2 separate regions of the Homo sapiens genome follow, and region 1 is linked to region 2. The links are chromatin loops, found by intact Hi-C in ENCODE. Cell type or tissue: Calu3. All regions are shown on one strand. Links, peaks and the distances in the headings refer to the core of each region. The heading gives the core; the rest is flanking DNA.

What was found. Peaks named below come from ENCODE experiments on the same cell type or tissue, not always from the same donor. Only the 100,000 strongest peaks of a DNase experiment are listed, where the experiment ranks them.
Region 1: it touches region 2 in a loop (2.0-fold over the local background); 1 of 110 quality-filtered maps calls a loop at or near these places.

Annotation. Positions count from the first base shown.
Region 1 is chr17:40,711,251-40,719,591 of GRCh38, reverse strand. It overlaps the pseudogene KRT223P. Among named protein-coding and RNA genes, the nearest start is that of KRT24, 12 kb to the right of the region's middle. In Calu3, for the core only: a CTCF peak has its summit at 4,964 (motif pointing left); DNase peaks (open chromatin) are centred at 501 and 4,910.
Region 2 is chr17:40,394,424-40,402,764 of GRCh38, reverse strand. TOP2A (DNA topoisomerase II alpha) reads left to right here. Exons shown (of 35, transcript NM_001067.4): 21 at 1,684-1,915; 22 at 2,102-2,236; 23 at 2,356-2,556; 24 at 2,698-2,893; 25 at 3,634-3,725; 26 at 3,828-3,992; 27 at 4,124-4,207; 28 at 6,300-6,482; 29 at 7,226-7,316. Among named protein-coding and RNA genes, the nearest start is that of TOP2A, 19 kb to the left of the region's middle. In Calu3, for the core only: no CTCF peak of the experiment used is centred there; a DNase peak (open chromatin) is centred at 3,399.

The DNA.
Region 1 (8,341 bases), core at 18-8,017, 320 kb before region 2:
AGACACTGTTTGAAGCAAGCTAGCAAAATGTTGGCTTTTGTAAATGGGAATAATAGTACCTATCTCATAAGGTTGTTATGAGAATTACATGAGTCAATATTTATAAAATACTTGAACAGTGCCTAATAGTGAGTAGGAATTGCTATATGGTTACAGTAGTACTCTCTGATTAATATTTGCTATCATTACTATTATTCGGTATTAATTATCAAAGGTAAATCTCTATTAAGTGGTTCATTTGGAGACACCCTCACCATACAAAATATATGTTTCAGGGTTCATATGTTGAATACTGAGCAGTTATTCTGACAATGCTTCAATTTTCATGGGCATTTGTAGCAAAGCTCCCCAGAAGGAACCCTGGCTGACACAGAAGCTGGCTACGTGGCTCAGCTGTCAGAAATTAAGATGTATATCAGCATCCTGGAGGAGCAGATCTGCCAGATCCGGGGCGAGACTGAATACCAGAACACAGAGTATGCACAACTGCAGGACATCAAGACACGCCTGGAGGTGGAGATCGAGACCTACCACCGCCTGCTCGGTGGAGAGGGAGGGTGAGTCACCGATACCATGATTTTGTTGTTAAAATCACTTTCTTAAAAATGAAGAAATTGTTTTTTATTCAGAGACTGAGATTTACAGTTTTAGCAAGTTTCAAATCAAGTACAATCTGAAAAGCTAGTAGAAAATAGAAAAGAAAAAAAAAACAACTTTCCATGGTATCACTCTAGATTTATTTAGAATGTAATTGACACTGGGCGTTAGTTCCTTTAAAATTTTTCTGCATCTATATCTTGATAATTGAATGTAAATAAGAAATTACATGTTATTCCTTAAAGTGTTCATTAGTTTTTTTTGTATCTCCTAGATAATTGCAGTCATTTCTAAGACAGGGTCTCACTCTGTCGCCAAGGCTAGGTGCAGTGCTGTGTTTACAGCCCACTGCAGCTTTGACCTCCCAGGCTCAAATGATCCTCCCACATCAGCCTCCTGAGTAGCTGGGACTACAGACATGAGCCACCATGCCTGTATTTTTTTTTTTTTTTTTGAGACGGAATCTCGCTCTGTCACCAGGCTGGAGTGCAGTGGCACAATCTCGGCTCACTGCAACCTCTGCCTCCCGGGTTCAAGTGATTCTCCTGCCTTAGCCTCCTGAGTAGCTGGGACTACAGGCGCTCACCATCACACCCGGCTAATTTTTGTATTTTCAGTAGAGACGGGGTTTCACCATGTTGGCCAGGATGGTCTCGATCTCTTGACCTTGTGATCCACCCACCTTGGCCTCCCAAAGTGCTGGGATTACCGATACGAGCCACTGTGTCTGGTCTAATTTTTTTTACTTTTGGTAGAGACAGAGTCTCACTATGTTGCCCAGGCTATTCTCAAACTCCTGGTCTCAAGCAATCCTCCCGCCTCAGCCTCCCAAAGTGCTTGGATTGCAGGCATGAACCATTCGCCCAGCATGCTACTAATAATGTTCAGCTGGCACCAGCATTCACATACAATTTTTGTGTGGGCATATGTTTTCATTTCGACTGGGTATATACCTTAGAGTGGAATGGTTGGGTCATGTGTTAGCCTTGTGTTTAACCTTTGAGGAACTGCCAGGCTATTTTCCATAGTGGCTCCACTATTTTACATTCCTACCAGCAGTGTAGGAGGGCTCCAATTTCTTCACATCCTCACCAACACTCGTTCCATTCAGAAAGAAAATATGTCTGCTTCTTTACAGTTTTTGGCCAAAGAGAAGTAACTGACAACAATCATTTCTTTTATTTGTCAACAGTTCTGAGGCCAGAGAAGCTGAATCTAAAGGATGATTCTCTGTGGACTCCAAAGGAATAACCAACACAGCTCAATCGAGGGGAAGAGTCGCTTTTTAAAGTAATACTTTCTGCTTATTTAATGAGCATCCATCATGAATAAAATGTGCTTTCCTTACCCCCAAAAATCTGGGCTACAGTCATTCACTTTAAAGCATGACTTGTGAACCAACCTTTACATTTCCAGTTCTAAAATTCTCCCTATTTCTGTTTTAGATTCACATAAAAGCAGAGGAACCAGGCTGGTGACGGATAATGACCAACTAATTTCATCTCAACACTGTTTCTGATGTAAAATTCAAGAGTAAGATGCAGGCAGCTGAGTCCTGTCCCCAGGATGTAAATGATGACACCTAACAAAGGCGTGCTGAAGCACTGCAACAAACCTGCGGCCACAGAGCTGCAGCTACTCCTGTAATCCTTTCTCAGATTCTTTTGTCTTATTGGTTCGGTTTTGTCTTTAAATTGCAAAATGTGTTTTCCTTCTTAATCATTCTGTGTCGATAAACTTTTTGCCTGTTGCAAATCAACTACATCAATCTTTGTCCTTTTGTTTCGCTGACTTGTTTTACAACAGCTTTATTGAGATATAATTCCTATACCATACAATCCACACTTTTTTTCTTTTTTTTTTGAGACAGAGTCTCACTGTGTCAACCAGACTAGAGTGCAATGGTGCGATCTCGGCTCACTGCAACCTCCACCTCCTGGGTTCAAGCAGTTCTGTCTCAGCCTTCTAAGTAGCTGGTATTACAGGAGCATGCCACCATGCCTGGCTAATGTTTTTTTGTATTGCTAGAACAGACAGGGTTTTGCCATGTTGGCCAGGCTGGTTTCGAACTCCTGGCCTCAAGTGATCCACTTGCCTTGGCCTCCCAAAGTGCTGGGATTAGAGATGTGAGCCACCACACCCGGCCCAACTCACACATTTAAAGTGCACAATTCAATGGTTTGCAGCATATTCACTGAGCGGTACAATTATCACCTCAGTCAACCTTAGAGCATTTTTATCACCTCAAAAAGAAATCACATATCCATCAATAGTCAGTCCTTATTTTCCCCCAACAAACCCCCACCCCCAGCCTTAGGCAACCAGTAATGCATCTTCTGTCCTATATATTTGCCCATTCTAGACTTTTCACATAAATGGAATCATATAATATGATACGTGGTCTTTGTGTTTGGCTTCTTTCACTTAGCAAGATGTCTTCAACATTCACCCATATTGTAGCATGTATCAGTACTTCATTCTTTTTTTTTACTGAATAATATTCCAGTGTATGGATATACCATATTTTATTTATCCATTCATTGGATGATGAGAATTTAGGTTATTTATGATATTTGGCTATTATGAATAATGCTGCTATGAACATTCACACAAAAATTTTTGTGAAGACACATGTTTTCATTTCTGTTTGGGAATATACCTTAGAGTAGAATGGTTGGGTCATATGTTAGCCCTGTGTTTAACCTTTGAGGAAACACCCGACTATTTTCCATAGTGGCTGCACTATTTAACATTTCAACCAGCAGTGTAGGAGGATTCCAATTTCTTCACATCCTCACCAACACTTGTTAATGATTTTTTAAATTATAGCAATCCTAGTGAATATTAAGTGGTATCTCACTGTAGTTTCACACTGACTCTTGAAATCTATTATTTCATATAGTCCAAAACCACTCCAAAAAAATTATGAAATATCTGATAGGGCTGCAGTTTTCCAGCTTTCTTGTGTCAAAAATACATACATATTAAGATGGTGCCCAGGCTTAAAAACCTACACTCTACCTGTAAAGACAGTGCTAATACAAATGAAAATGAAGACTTCAAGTGTTTTTAAAAAGAGGAATCAGGGCTGGGTGCGGAGGCTCACACCTGAAATCTCAACACTCTGAAAGGCCAAGGTGGGAAGATTGCTTGAGCCCAGAAGTTTGAGACCCGCCTGGGCAAATTAGCCAGGCACTGGGCATAGCGGTGCATGCCTGTGATTCCAGCTACTTGGGAAGCTGAGGTGGGAAGATTGCTTGAGCCCGGGAGGTTGAGGCTGCAGTGAGCTGAGATGGCACCACAGCACTCCAGCCTGGGCAACAGAGTAAGACCCTGTCTCAAAAAAAAATACAAGACCTATGATGAGGAATGACTTGAGCTTCCAGATAGCAAAACATTCATGTAGTGTGGATACTCCCCAGGGCAGATGCATCCAGCTCCAGGTGCTGGCGTATGGGCTGCTAACAGCCACCCTCACAGGGTTCTGCCTTGCCCAGGATTATGCCCCTTCAGGAGAGTGCCCATGGGCCAGTAACTCGCTTATAGGGGATACAAAGTTCTGGCCCCCTGTCTTAAATTAGGATAACTCTGAAGGGTGAGCCCTGTCCAGAGCTCCCCAAAGAATCAGCGGAAGCCTTCATTAAAACAGCATTGCATAGGCCTCTCCCTATGCCCATTCCAGTCTTACCCACCTGCTGACAAGTTTATCTCACAAAAGAACTCCCTGATAAACTTCAGCACACATCTCTCCATCTCAGAGTCTGTTTCCAGGAAACACAAGTTAAAAAAAAAAAAGTATTCTTTACAGCAATTAGAACAATGTGCCACTGACACAGGCATGAACACCCCAGAAAAAGGGCCATCAGTATATAAGAATGACATTTTCAAATCAGTTGTGGACAAGTAGATTATTCAATAAAGGCTGCTGAAATAACTAGTTAACTAAGGGGTAGGAGCCGGGATGGGGATGAGGCTAAGGAGGGTGTTGAATAGTTATATCACACACACCAAAATAAATTCTACAGAAGTTGCAGAAATAAAAGAAAATAAACTTTTACAGACTTTAAATTTTTTTAATTATGTATTTGGGGAATGGTGATGGCTTGTTTCATCAAAAACAAAAACATCATGAAGGAAAAGGAGGACAGATTTATATCAAGAAAATAACGTGAAATAAGAAGCAAAAGAAAAAATAAATTTAGTGAAGTATGGTGAAAACCTGCTCCAACACCAAGGGAAGTCTGTGCAGCCAGACCACAGAGTCCAGACGTGGACCGCACGCTTTAAATCACGATGCCCTAGCTGCAGTTTGGCACCACCTGCTGTCTGCTGTCTTATCTGTCTAAAATCAAGAGGATTTGGGGGCTTGCAAATTTCCAAGAAAGCAGCAGTTCCAGGAATGGGCAGCCTGTTTAGTTGCCCTGACTCATCCTCAGCCTCCCCATTCCCCATCTTCTCCCTAGCCACCCCATCCGCCTGTCCACCTGCCATATATCCCCCCAACACTCCAGAAAATAAGAACTTTAGCCTACCCTCTTGGGGGCTGCATGTAGAATGGAAGCCAACAGCCAATCACTTTAAGTCTAGATTTTCAGCAATGCCACATGGTACCCGGGGTTTTCACTGCACTTGTCATATACAGCCATCCGAGAGCTGATGTCCCCATATATAAACTCAGGAACAGAGATAACCATATCAATAAGAAACGGATACATGATACACACAAGAAATTCGTAAAATACGAATCGCCAACAAACATTAAAAAGTGATGATGTCCAACATCTCTTGTAATAAAAGAAAAGCAAATTAAAATAATGAGATGCCATGTTCAGCATCAAAACAGGTCCAATTTGTTTAATAATAATAAATACCTATTTTAGCAAGGATGTAGGGAAAAGGCACTAATGGAGTGTAAACTAGCAAAACCTTTAAGAAAACAATTCAGCAACAGGTATCAAAAGCCTTTTTAAGAAAAGAGCATATCCTTAGAGCCAGCAGTTTCATTTCTAGGAATTTATTCTTACATAATCAATTATTAATATATGTATACTCCTCTCAGCTGTTCATCATAGTGAAACGTAAGCTATAATAAAATATTCAACAATGGAGAATCAATAGGCTAAGTTATGAAACACCCATCAAAGTCCATCAAAGGATGGTCACACAGCCATTAAGAATGCTCAGGTTCATTTATTAACCTAAAAAGATGTCAATCGTCTATTGAGAAATGAAAAGCAGAGTTTTAAGACAATATGTATAGTATGATCTGCTTTTATAAGAATGTAATTACATGTATATTAACACTGTATGTGTTAGTCTGTTCTCACACTGCTGTAAAGAAATATCTGAGACTGACTAATTTATAAAGAAAAGAGGTTTAACTGGCTTACGGTTCTGCAGGCTGTGCAGGAAGCATCGCGGCTTCTGCTTCTGGAGAATCCTCAGAAAACTTACAATCATGGCAGAAGGTGAAGGGGAAGCCGGTATGTCTCCCATAACCAGAATGGGAGGGAGAAGGGGCAGGGAGGTGCCACACACCTTTAAACAACCACATTTCACAAGAACTCACTATCACAATAACAGCACCTGGAGGAGGGATGGTGTTAAACTGTGAGAAACCGCCCCCTACACAATGATCCAATCACCTCCTACCAGGCCCCACCTCCAGCATCAGGGATTACATTTCACCATGAGATTTGGGTAGGGACACAGGCCCAAACTGTATCACTGTACTTACTTGTTTTGTTTTTTTTTTTTAAAAAAAAAGAAGCAAAACCAATATACATCCAAATGTTAACAGTGACTATTTTGGGATAGTGAAATTATGAGTGATCTTTATTTCCTGCTGCATGTTTACATGCATTTTCTCATTTTTCTGAAGTAAACGTGTAGAACTTGTAAAATTTAAAAGTCTTTAAAGAAAAGCCATCTGTATGTTTAAATTTTTTTAAATGAATACTCTTTGTTTTGTTTTGTTTTGTTTTGTTTTGTTTTGTTTTGTCTTGTTTGAGATGGTGTCTCGCTCTGTCACTCAGGCCTGAGTGCAGAGGCAAAATCTCAGCTGACTGCAATCTCCACCTCCCCAGTTCAAGCAATTCTCCTGCCTCAGCCTCCCGAATAGCTGGGACTACAGGCATGTAACACCACACCAGTCTAATTTTTTGTATTTTTAGTAGAGACGGGGTTTCACCATGTTAGCCAGGATGGTCTCGATCTCCTGACCTCATTGATCCACCCACCTTGGCCTCCCAAAGTGCTGGGATTACAGGCATGAGCCACTACGCCCGACCTCTCCTTTTTTATTGTCAAAGAAAAATACAAGAAGGACCAAGTGATAAGTAATGTGGTAGAAACCGTAAGAATAATAAGAAAAATTATGTGGGGAAAAGGAGAAGCTGGTAAATGAAGGGTTGGAGTGTTCCAGAAGAGTGTTCCAGAAGAGATAGCCCTTGAAAAGTGGTAAAATTTGGATACATAGAAAGAACAGAATAAGGTGTGATTTGAGGCTTTGCTCCAAGATCAGTCACATCAAAAGTACTTCTAGAAACACCCAGTGACCTCCAATGAATGGGTCACAAGTTAGTACCTAAAGATCATCCATTAGTCCTCTTTAGAAATATGTGCTTGTGTCCACTCTACACACAGAAAGATAATGGTAGGTCCTGGCCTTGCTGTTGAATGCCACTGTGGGAAGGACAGGGCTTACCTGGCACCCTTCAATCAAGGTTTCCTGGGCACCTGGTTTCTCTGTCTCCCTCCTGGTTACAGGCACAAAAAAGACAAGCACAATTGCTTGCTGGGACCTTCTCCTCACTCCACCTAGTCAGCCTCCACATCACAACAGAGTCCTGTTCCTTTCTCCCTTTCTGGAAGGATCTGGCTTCATAGCCAGTATTCCTACTGGCTCTTCTCCACGTTCTGGTAACAGTATGGATGGCCCCTGTGTCCAAATCCCACAGCCTCTTATGCCCAGCTCAAATCTGCAGACTCTGATCAGCTCTGCCCACCCACGGTCACAGCTTTGCCATGGCTTCTCCAGGGCCCTCTCCTCCTAGGGTAAGCCCTGTGCCCCTTTCTCTCCCAGCATGCCCCAGGGCCACTGCAGGTAGGCTGAGCACCCCAGTCTGTCCCTGTCACTGTCCCTGGGGTGAGTCTTGCCAGGACTGGTCTGATGAGCACAGAGATCACCCACTGGGCAATAATAATTTGGCTAACTACCAGAAAGGTCTCCAAGAGTGCTGCCATTGCCTTATATGTGGTATTCTCTTATAATTATTTTAATCTGTTCTATACCCAGTTATGTCTCTTTCCCACTTCCAACCTTGTGTGTTGGACCTCTCTCTCTTTTCCTAATCAGGCTCATGAAGAGGTTGTCTATTTAATTGATCTCTAAAAGAATCAGCTTTTCGACATATTTATGTATTTTTTTCTTTTCTGTTTAAATAATTTCAGCCTTTATTTTTACTAATTTATTTTTATATTTTTTAGTTTATCTTGCTGTTCTTTAAAAGAAATTTTTATACTAAATGTCTTCATCTTTGGTCTTTCTTTTTTAACAAAGCAGCCATTAGAGGCTATAAATTTTCTTCACTGTTCAAAGTTAGCTACATCCCAAAAGTCCAGGTATGAAGTGCTTTTCTTTTAACTTTTTTTTTTTTTTTTTTTAGAGACAGGGTCTTGCTCTGTCACCCAGAGTGGAGTGCAGTGGCACAATCGTAGCTCACTGCAAGCCTCAAATTCGTAG
Region 2 (8,341 bases), core at 251-8,250:
GGAAAGCCCCCCCATAACAATTATCCAGTGCAACATGTCAATTATGCTAAGGTTGAGAAATCCTGATGTAGAGCTTGGGACTGAGTAAAGGAGACTTTGATTCTTCCTAAATATCACAATTGAAATTTTACTCCTTTACAAGCCTATGGAAAGTATATTATGAATGGTCAATTTTCAGCTGTCATCCCAGTCACCCTTTCAGTGGCATTCAAACAGTTACTAATTGCTCCATCCTTCTTGAAACTCTTTATTTGGCCTCTATGACTGTAGACTCTTCTGGTTCTCTTCTACCTTATTAGCTTTCTCTGCTGGGTCCTTCTCACCTTCCCAACCTCTAAATACTGGCCCATTCCAGGGCTCCTTCATCAGATCTCTTTCCAATGCCTACACTCAATTCCCAAATGATCTCCCATTCATCCGTTCTATACCTTTAAATCTCCAGTCTTGGTCTCTCCCCTGAACTCCCAACTTTTATGTCTGACTGCCCTCTTAACATTTCCCACTTGGATATCTAGTTAAGTATCTCAAACATAAGTCTAAAACCAAATCCTTAGTTTTCCTGTCTCAGTAAATGGAATGCCATGCCATCCTTCTAATTGCTCAGGCTAAAAACCTTGTCACCCTTGACTCCTTTGCTTGATACTTAACATCCAGTTCCTCAGCCAATCCTATAGGATCTGCATTGGAAAAATACTAAGCCACCCCCATCTCATCTAAACTATTGTAACATATCATCTTTTCTTAAAGCAGCCAATTATTTTTTAAAAAATAAGTCACTCTGATTCAGAACCTTCAACTGCTCAGAGTAAAATCTAAAGACCTATTTTAGCTAACCAGACATTATGTGATCCGTGTCCCCACCTTCCATGTCTTTTGATTCCTTCTCATACCATCTCCTCTCCAGCCACACTGTCCTTGGCCTATACTCAAATATACCGAGCACATTTCCTCTTCAGGGCCTTTTACTTACTGGTTCCTTTGCCTGCAACACTCTTTCTCTAGATATCCACATGGTTCAGTCCCTCAGTTTGTTTTTTGTTGTTTTTTTTTCTTTTGAGATGGAGTTTTGCTCTTTTTGCCCAGGCTGGAGTGCAGTGGCGCAATTTCGGCTCATTGCAACCTCTGCCTCCTGGGTTCAAGTGATTCTCCTGCCTCAGCCTCCCGTGTTGCTGGGATTACAGGTACACGCCACCATGCTCAGCTAATTTTATATTTTTAGTAGAGATGAGGTTTCACCATGTTGGCCAGGTTGGTCTTGAACTCCTGACCTCAGGTGATCTGCCTCCCTCAGCCTCCCAAAGTGCTGGGATTACAGGCGCGAGTTACTGCACCTGGCGCCCTCAGTGTCTTTTCTCTGCTCAAATGTTTTCCTATCAGAAACGGCTTAACTTTCCTTAGCACCTCTTCAGTCACTTTCCCACTTTTTCTTCTCTTGTTTATCCCACCACCTAACAAAATATGTGTTAATTGCAAACTTCTACTGGACTGTGAGCTCCTTGAGGATTGAGACTTTATGTCCATGTGCGTGACACATAGCAAGTGCTCAATAAATATTGTTAAATGTATATTAGTCAGCAAGTAAAACCAAGATAATTTTCATGTATAATACATGTCCTTTCCATAAAAGTTAAGTGTGAAATTCAGTATTTTTGTAAAATAACATTCTTTGTTTCTTTTCTTTAGCTCTTTGGCTCGATTGTTATTTCCACCAAAAGATGATCACACGTTGAAGTTTTTATATGATGACAACCAGCGTGTTGAGCCTGAATGGTACATTCCTATTATTCCCATGGTGCTGATAAATGGTGCTGAAGGAATCGGTACTGGGTGGTCCTGCAAAATCCCCAACTTTGATGTGCGTGAAATTGTAAATAACATCAGGCGTTTGATGGATGGAGAAGAACCTTTGCCAATGGTAAGTATTCTGTGTGTGTTAAGAGCCTTAACTTTTCCTTGGGTTTCAGTTGAATAGATTGTATGATTAAAGATGATGCAAACATAAAATTTAATTTCATACTTTAGATTTATTGTTAAACGCTGTTGTGATTTCCGTCTAGTATCACATTTAGAAAACATACTGTTTTTTTAAATGCCAATTTAGCTTCCAAGTTACAAGAACTTCAAGGGTACTATTGAAGAACTGGCTCCAAATCAATATGTGATTAGTGGTGAAGTAGCTATTCTTAATTCTACAACCATTGAAATCTCAGAGCTTCCCGTCAGAACATGGACCCAGGTAAATAATTATGGATTTCTTTTTTAGGTTTGTGATCAAAAGAAATACCTTTTGTACTATTGCTGTTGACTATTCAGAAGCCTATATTTTAGAAACTTCAGGATTATTTCTTTCTTTAGACATACAAAGAACAAGTTCTAGAACCCATGTTGAATGGCACCGAGAAGACACCTCCTCTCATAACAGACTATAGGGAATACCATACAGATACCACTGTGAAATTTGTTGTGAAGATGACTGAAGAAAAACTGGCAGAGGCAGAGAGAGTTGGACTACACAAAGTCTTCAAACTCCAAACTAGTCTCACATGCAACTCTATGGTATGTATTTGTTTTGTGAGATGTACACGTTTCAATTTATATTAAAGATTAATATCAATTTTAAAAGTATATCTTAGTCTACCTTTATAAAGTTTAGCCAATTTGTCTATTCTTGGCTCTAATCTTGTTTTCCTTTTTCAGGTGCTTTTTGACCACGTAGGCTGTTTAAAGAAATATGACACGGTGTTGGATATTCTAAGAGACTTTTTTGAACTCAGACTTAAATATTATGGATTAAGAAAAGAATGGCTCCTAGGAATGCTTGGTGCTGAATCTGCTAAACTGAATAATCAGGCTCGCTTTATCTTAGAGAAAATAGATGGCAAAATAATCATTGGTATGTTTTGGGAATAATAACTGCTTACTAAAACTCTAGTTACGCCAAACTTTCTTTAAACATTTTTGGTGAGAGTAATGGTGGAGAAAGAGGCAAAATCCATTTAATTCACCTGGTCACTTATACACGCATTTCTTTAAAATATCTGATTAGGTATTTATAGTTTGAAAGAGATGATGTTTCCTTGACTGAGCATCTTGAGAAATCAAGATTTAGTTGACAATTAGACATGAGGAGAATAGAGAGCTAGAAGACCTTGCATAAACTGATTGACCAAGAGAATAGATACACTAATCATGTCTACAGGAACAGAAAATAAAAGAGACAGAGAAGAGATAATAAATCTGATGGTAAAAAAAAAAAAAGGCAGGAAGATTACGAATGGCTTCTACTCTCTGGGTGTGGTGGCGCATGCCTGTAATCTCAGCACTTGAGCTGGGGAGGTCAAGGCTGCAGTGAGCCTAGGTAGTGCCACTGCACTCCAGCCTGGACACAAGAGTGAGAGAGACCCTGTCTCCAAAAAAAAATGATTTGATCATATATGATTTGACTGCCCCCTTGTGGTAATTTACATTTGTCAATGGTTTAGGGAGACTTGCCTGTATACCGGGATATACAAATTTATGCAAGCACGAAGACAGTTTAATTTCCAGTTTTAAACTTTTGACTTGTGTAAAACCTTATCCCCTTCCTAAAATATTACTCAAAATCATTATCTCTGTTTACTTTTTTAAAAATAGAAAATAAGCCTAAGAAAGAATTAATTAAAGTTCTGATTCAGAGGGGATATGATTCGGATCCTGTGAAGGCCTGGAAAGAAGCCCAGCAAAAGGTAATCTTGGGTGGCACTTTTCTATATTGTTAAAGACTATGTATTGTACAATGTTTATGTTTCACATTTTCTAATAAAGCTAGATTTTAATTAATCCTTTAGGTTCCAGATGAAGAAGAAAATGAAGAGAGTGACAACGAAAAGGAAACTGAAAAGAGTGACTCCGTAACAGATTCTGGACCAACCTTCAACTATCTTCTTGATATGCCCCTTTGGTATTTAACCAAGGAAAAGAAAGATGAACTCTGCAGGCTAAGAAATGAAAAAGTGAGTTGATAGTAGGATGGTACATGCTGCTTAGTTTTGTTCTATTCTAATGGTAAAAGTAAAATTGTGTGTTGCATGAAAATGCTGCTTGTATACATATATTAACTCAATTTTGTAATTATCTTATGAAGGAACAAGAGCTGGACACATTAAAAAGAAAGAGTCCATCAGATTTGTGGAAAGAAGACTTGGCTACATTTATTGAAGAATTGGAGGTATGTAGTTTATAATGCCCATGTTAGAATTTTTATTAATGAAATAATATATTCCAGCAGTATACCTTTGTCAAGATAGTTCACAATTGGCAATAAAAAGAAAATAAGAGGCATAAGGATAAATTCCAAATAGCGTATAAAAGAACAGATTATTGGCCAGGTGCAGTGGCTCACGCTGGTAATCCCAGCATTTTGGAAGGCTGAGTTGGGTGGATCACTTGAGGTCAGGGGTTCAAGACCAGCCTGGCCAACATGGTAAAACCCCATTTCTACTAAAAACACAAAAATTAGCCAGGCATGATGGTGCATACCAGTTACTCAGGAGGCTGAGGCAGGAGAATTGCTTGAACCGAGAGGCAGAGGTTGCAGTGAACCGAGATCACACCACTGCACTCCAGCCTAGGCAACACAGCAAGACTCCGTCTCAAAAAAAAAAAAAAAAAAAAAGGGACAGATTATTAAATACTACTTAGAATACAAGGCCGGGTGCGGTGGCTCACACCTACAATCCCAGCACTTTGGGAGGCCGAAGCAGGCAGATCACCTGAGGTTGGGAGTTCGAGACCAGCCTGACCAACATGGAGAAACCCTGTCTCTACTAAAATTGCAAAATTAGCCAGGCGTAGTGGCACATGCCTGTAATCCCAGCTACTTGGGAGGCTGAGGCAGGAGAATCACTTGAACTCGGGAGGCAGATGTTGCTGTGAGCTAAGATCACACCATTGCACTCCAGCCTGGGCAACAAGAGTGGAACTCCGTCTCAAAAAAAAAAAAAAAAATACTATTTAGAATACAGTAAATGATACCAGGAGACTGCCCAGACATTCAGACATTTCTGGACAAAAAAAGAAAAGAGCAGGAGTTGATTTTTGATAAAGGGAAGAACATATTAGGACTGAGAAGATAAAAAGAGCCTAAATGTGGAAGAAGACCACCAACCCAGTCCCCCAAGTCAACTTAAAAGGACAAAGCCACAGGGCATGGTGGCTCATGCCTGTAATCCCAGCACTCTGGGAGGCTGAGGTGGGCAGATCACTTGAGGTCAGGAGTTCGAGACCAGCCTGGACAACATGGTGAAACCCTGTCTCTACTAAAAATACAAAAATTAGTTGGGTGTGGTGGCATCCGCCTGTAATCCCAGCTACTCAGGAGGTTGAGGCAAGAAAATTGCTTGAACCCAGAAGGCAGAAGTTGCAGTGAGCCGAGATTGCGCCACTGTACTCCAGCCTGGGTGACAGAGCAAGACTCCATCTAAAAAAAAAAAAAAAAAAAGGAGAAAGCAGGGCTATCCAGATGGTTTCAGAAGGTTATTTGTTACTTAAATCTTCCTAATAACATTTGTTTCTCAACATTATTTTAACATAAGAAAAAAGGCCAGCACTGTGGCTCACACCTGTAATCCCAATGTGCTTTGGGAGGCTGAGGCAGGAGGATCACTTGAGATTAGGAGTTCAAAACCAGCTTGGGTAACGTAGCAAGACCTCATCTCTACAAAATGTTTTTTTTAAATAGCCAGGCATGGTGGTGTGGGCCTATAGTCTCAGCTACTCCGGAGGCCAAGGTGGGAGGATCACTTGAGACCAGGAGTTCAAGGCTGCAGTGAACTATGATCATGTACCATTGTACTCAGCCTGCGTGTCTCTTAAAAAAAAAAAAACAAAAAAAAAACCACCAAAAGCTTTATTTCTTAAATTTAACATGCAAATTTGTATTACTGCACTTCAGTATAGATGCCTAGCTCATTGTAATCAGTTGGTTGGATAAGTGTGCATCACTTCCTTTCATATTTTGTATGTGAGTTTACAAATATATATGTATATACATGTTTTATTTTTAGTTTCTCCCTTGTTTTCCTCAAAAAGGTTAAGTGGTAGAATCAGGAATAAAACCCAGTCCTTCTGTCTCCACACCTTCCTTTTCAAGGTGTGTTTTAATTACATCTTCACTATTGTTGATAGTATACTAGGTTATGGAGCAATTTATCACTAGTTTTTAAGATGTAACAAAATGAAATCAGTTTAACTGTTGGGTGTTTAGATATTGTAATGTTTTTGTTAACATTTAAACTTGCTTTCTTATATCCCTTCTGTAGGCTGTTGAAGCCAAGGAAAAACAAGATGAACAAGTCGGACTTCCTGGGAAAGGGGGGAAGGCCAAGGGGAAAAAAACACAAATGGCTGAAGTTTTGCCTTCTCCGCGTGGTCAAAGAGTCATTCCACGAATAACCATAGAAATGAAAGCAGAGGCAGAAAAGAAAAATAAAAAGAAAATTAAGGTAATACTCTTGTGGTGGCTCACACCTATAATCCCAGCACTTTGGGGGCCAAGGTGGGTGGATCACTTGAGGTCAGTGGTTCAAGACCAGCCTCCCAACATGGTTGAAACCCTGTCTCTACTAAAAATTAAAAAAATTAGGCGGGCATGGTGGCAGGCGCCTGTAATCCCAGCTACTCGGGAGACTGAGGCAGAAGAATCGCTTGAACCCGGGAGGCAGAGGTTGCAGTGAGCCAAGGTCACACCACTGCACTCCAGCCTGGCCAACAGAGCAAAACTCCATCTCAAAAAAAAAAAAGAGGTAATACTCTTAAAAATATTATGCATAAAATATTGATGCATATGTCCACTTAAAATTGAAAAAAAAATGTATAAAATTTTTTTGTTGTTGTTGTTGAGATGGAGTCTCGCTGTGTTACCCAGGCTGGAGTGCAATGGCAGGATCTCAGCTCACAGCAACCTCCGCCTCCCGTATTCAAGCGATTCTCGTGCCTCAGCCTCCCAAGTAGTTGGGGGCACATCACCACACCCAGCTAATTTTTGTATTTTTAGTAGAGATGGGGTTTCACCATCTTGGCCAGGCTGGTCTCGAACTCCTGACCTCAAGAGATCTGCCCACCACGGCCTCCCAAAGTGCTGGGATTACAGGCGTGAGCCACCGCTCCCAGCCAAAAATGTATAAAATCTCTAATCCCATAGTTCAGAATTTATTCTATATCCAACCCTAACTTTGCTATCTTTTAGAATGAAAATACTGAAGGAAGCCCTCAAGAAGATGGTGTGGAACTAGAAGGCCTAAAACAAAGATTAGAAAAGAAACAGAAAAGAGAACCAGGTATTACAACATTTTTAGAAAAATGGTATAAAGTGAAGATTAAATTGTGTTTGTTACCTAGTACATTCCACATAGATGTTCAAAACCTTTTTGTTGAATTGAGAAACGTGAAAGAGGACTGTATCTCAATTCTACTTGGACCTCTTTTTTTTTTTTTTTTTTTTTTTGAGACAGTTTCACTCTTGTTGCCCAGGCTGGAGTGCAATAGCACAATCTCGGCTCACTGCAATCTTCACCTCCTGGGTTCAAGCGATTCTCCTGCCTCAGCTTCCTGAGTAGCTGGGATTATAGGTGCATGCCACCACGCCTGGCTGCTTTTTGTATTTTTAGTAGAGACGGGGTTTCACCATGTTAGTCAGGCTGGTCTCAAACTCCTGACCTTGTGATTTGCCCGCCTTGGCCTCCCAAAGTGCTGGGATTACAGGCGTGAGCCACTGCCCCTGGCCTGGACCTCTTTAATATCGTCCTTGGGATTTGATTCATTATAGAAAATATTTTGTAATGAAGTAGTTTGTTAATTTGAATTCCTTAATTGGGATCTAAGAAAATACCCAGTTTATTAGATTTCATTTTCTAGCCACTTACGAGGTTCTAGTATACAAAGTTTCTTAAGAAAAGTGACTACATATTAGTAATGTTTGTAGTATCTCTAGAGTTCAACATCATGCTTCGGATATAAATAATGTCCACTCAATGAACTAAATAGAATTAATAATTCTGTTAATCATTTGATAATGCCTTTACTGTCTACTTTTTTTGAAACATCTTTATTGAGATATTCACATGCCAAATTTGCCCATTTAACGTATACCATTTGGCTGGGCGCCATGGCTTATGCCTGTAATCCCAGCACTTTGGGAGGCTGAGGCTGGCGGATCACTTGAGGTCAGGAGTTCAAGACCACCCTGGCCAACATGGTGAAACCCCATCTCTACTAAAAATACAAAAATTAGTTGAGTGTGGTGGTGCGTGCCTGTAGTCCCAGCTACTCGAGAGGCTGAGGCACGAGTGTCGCTTGAACCCAG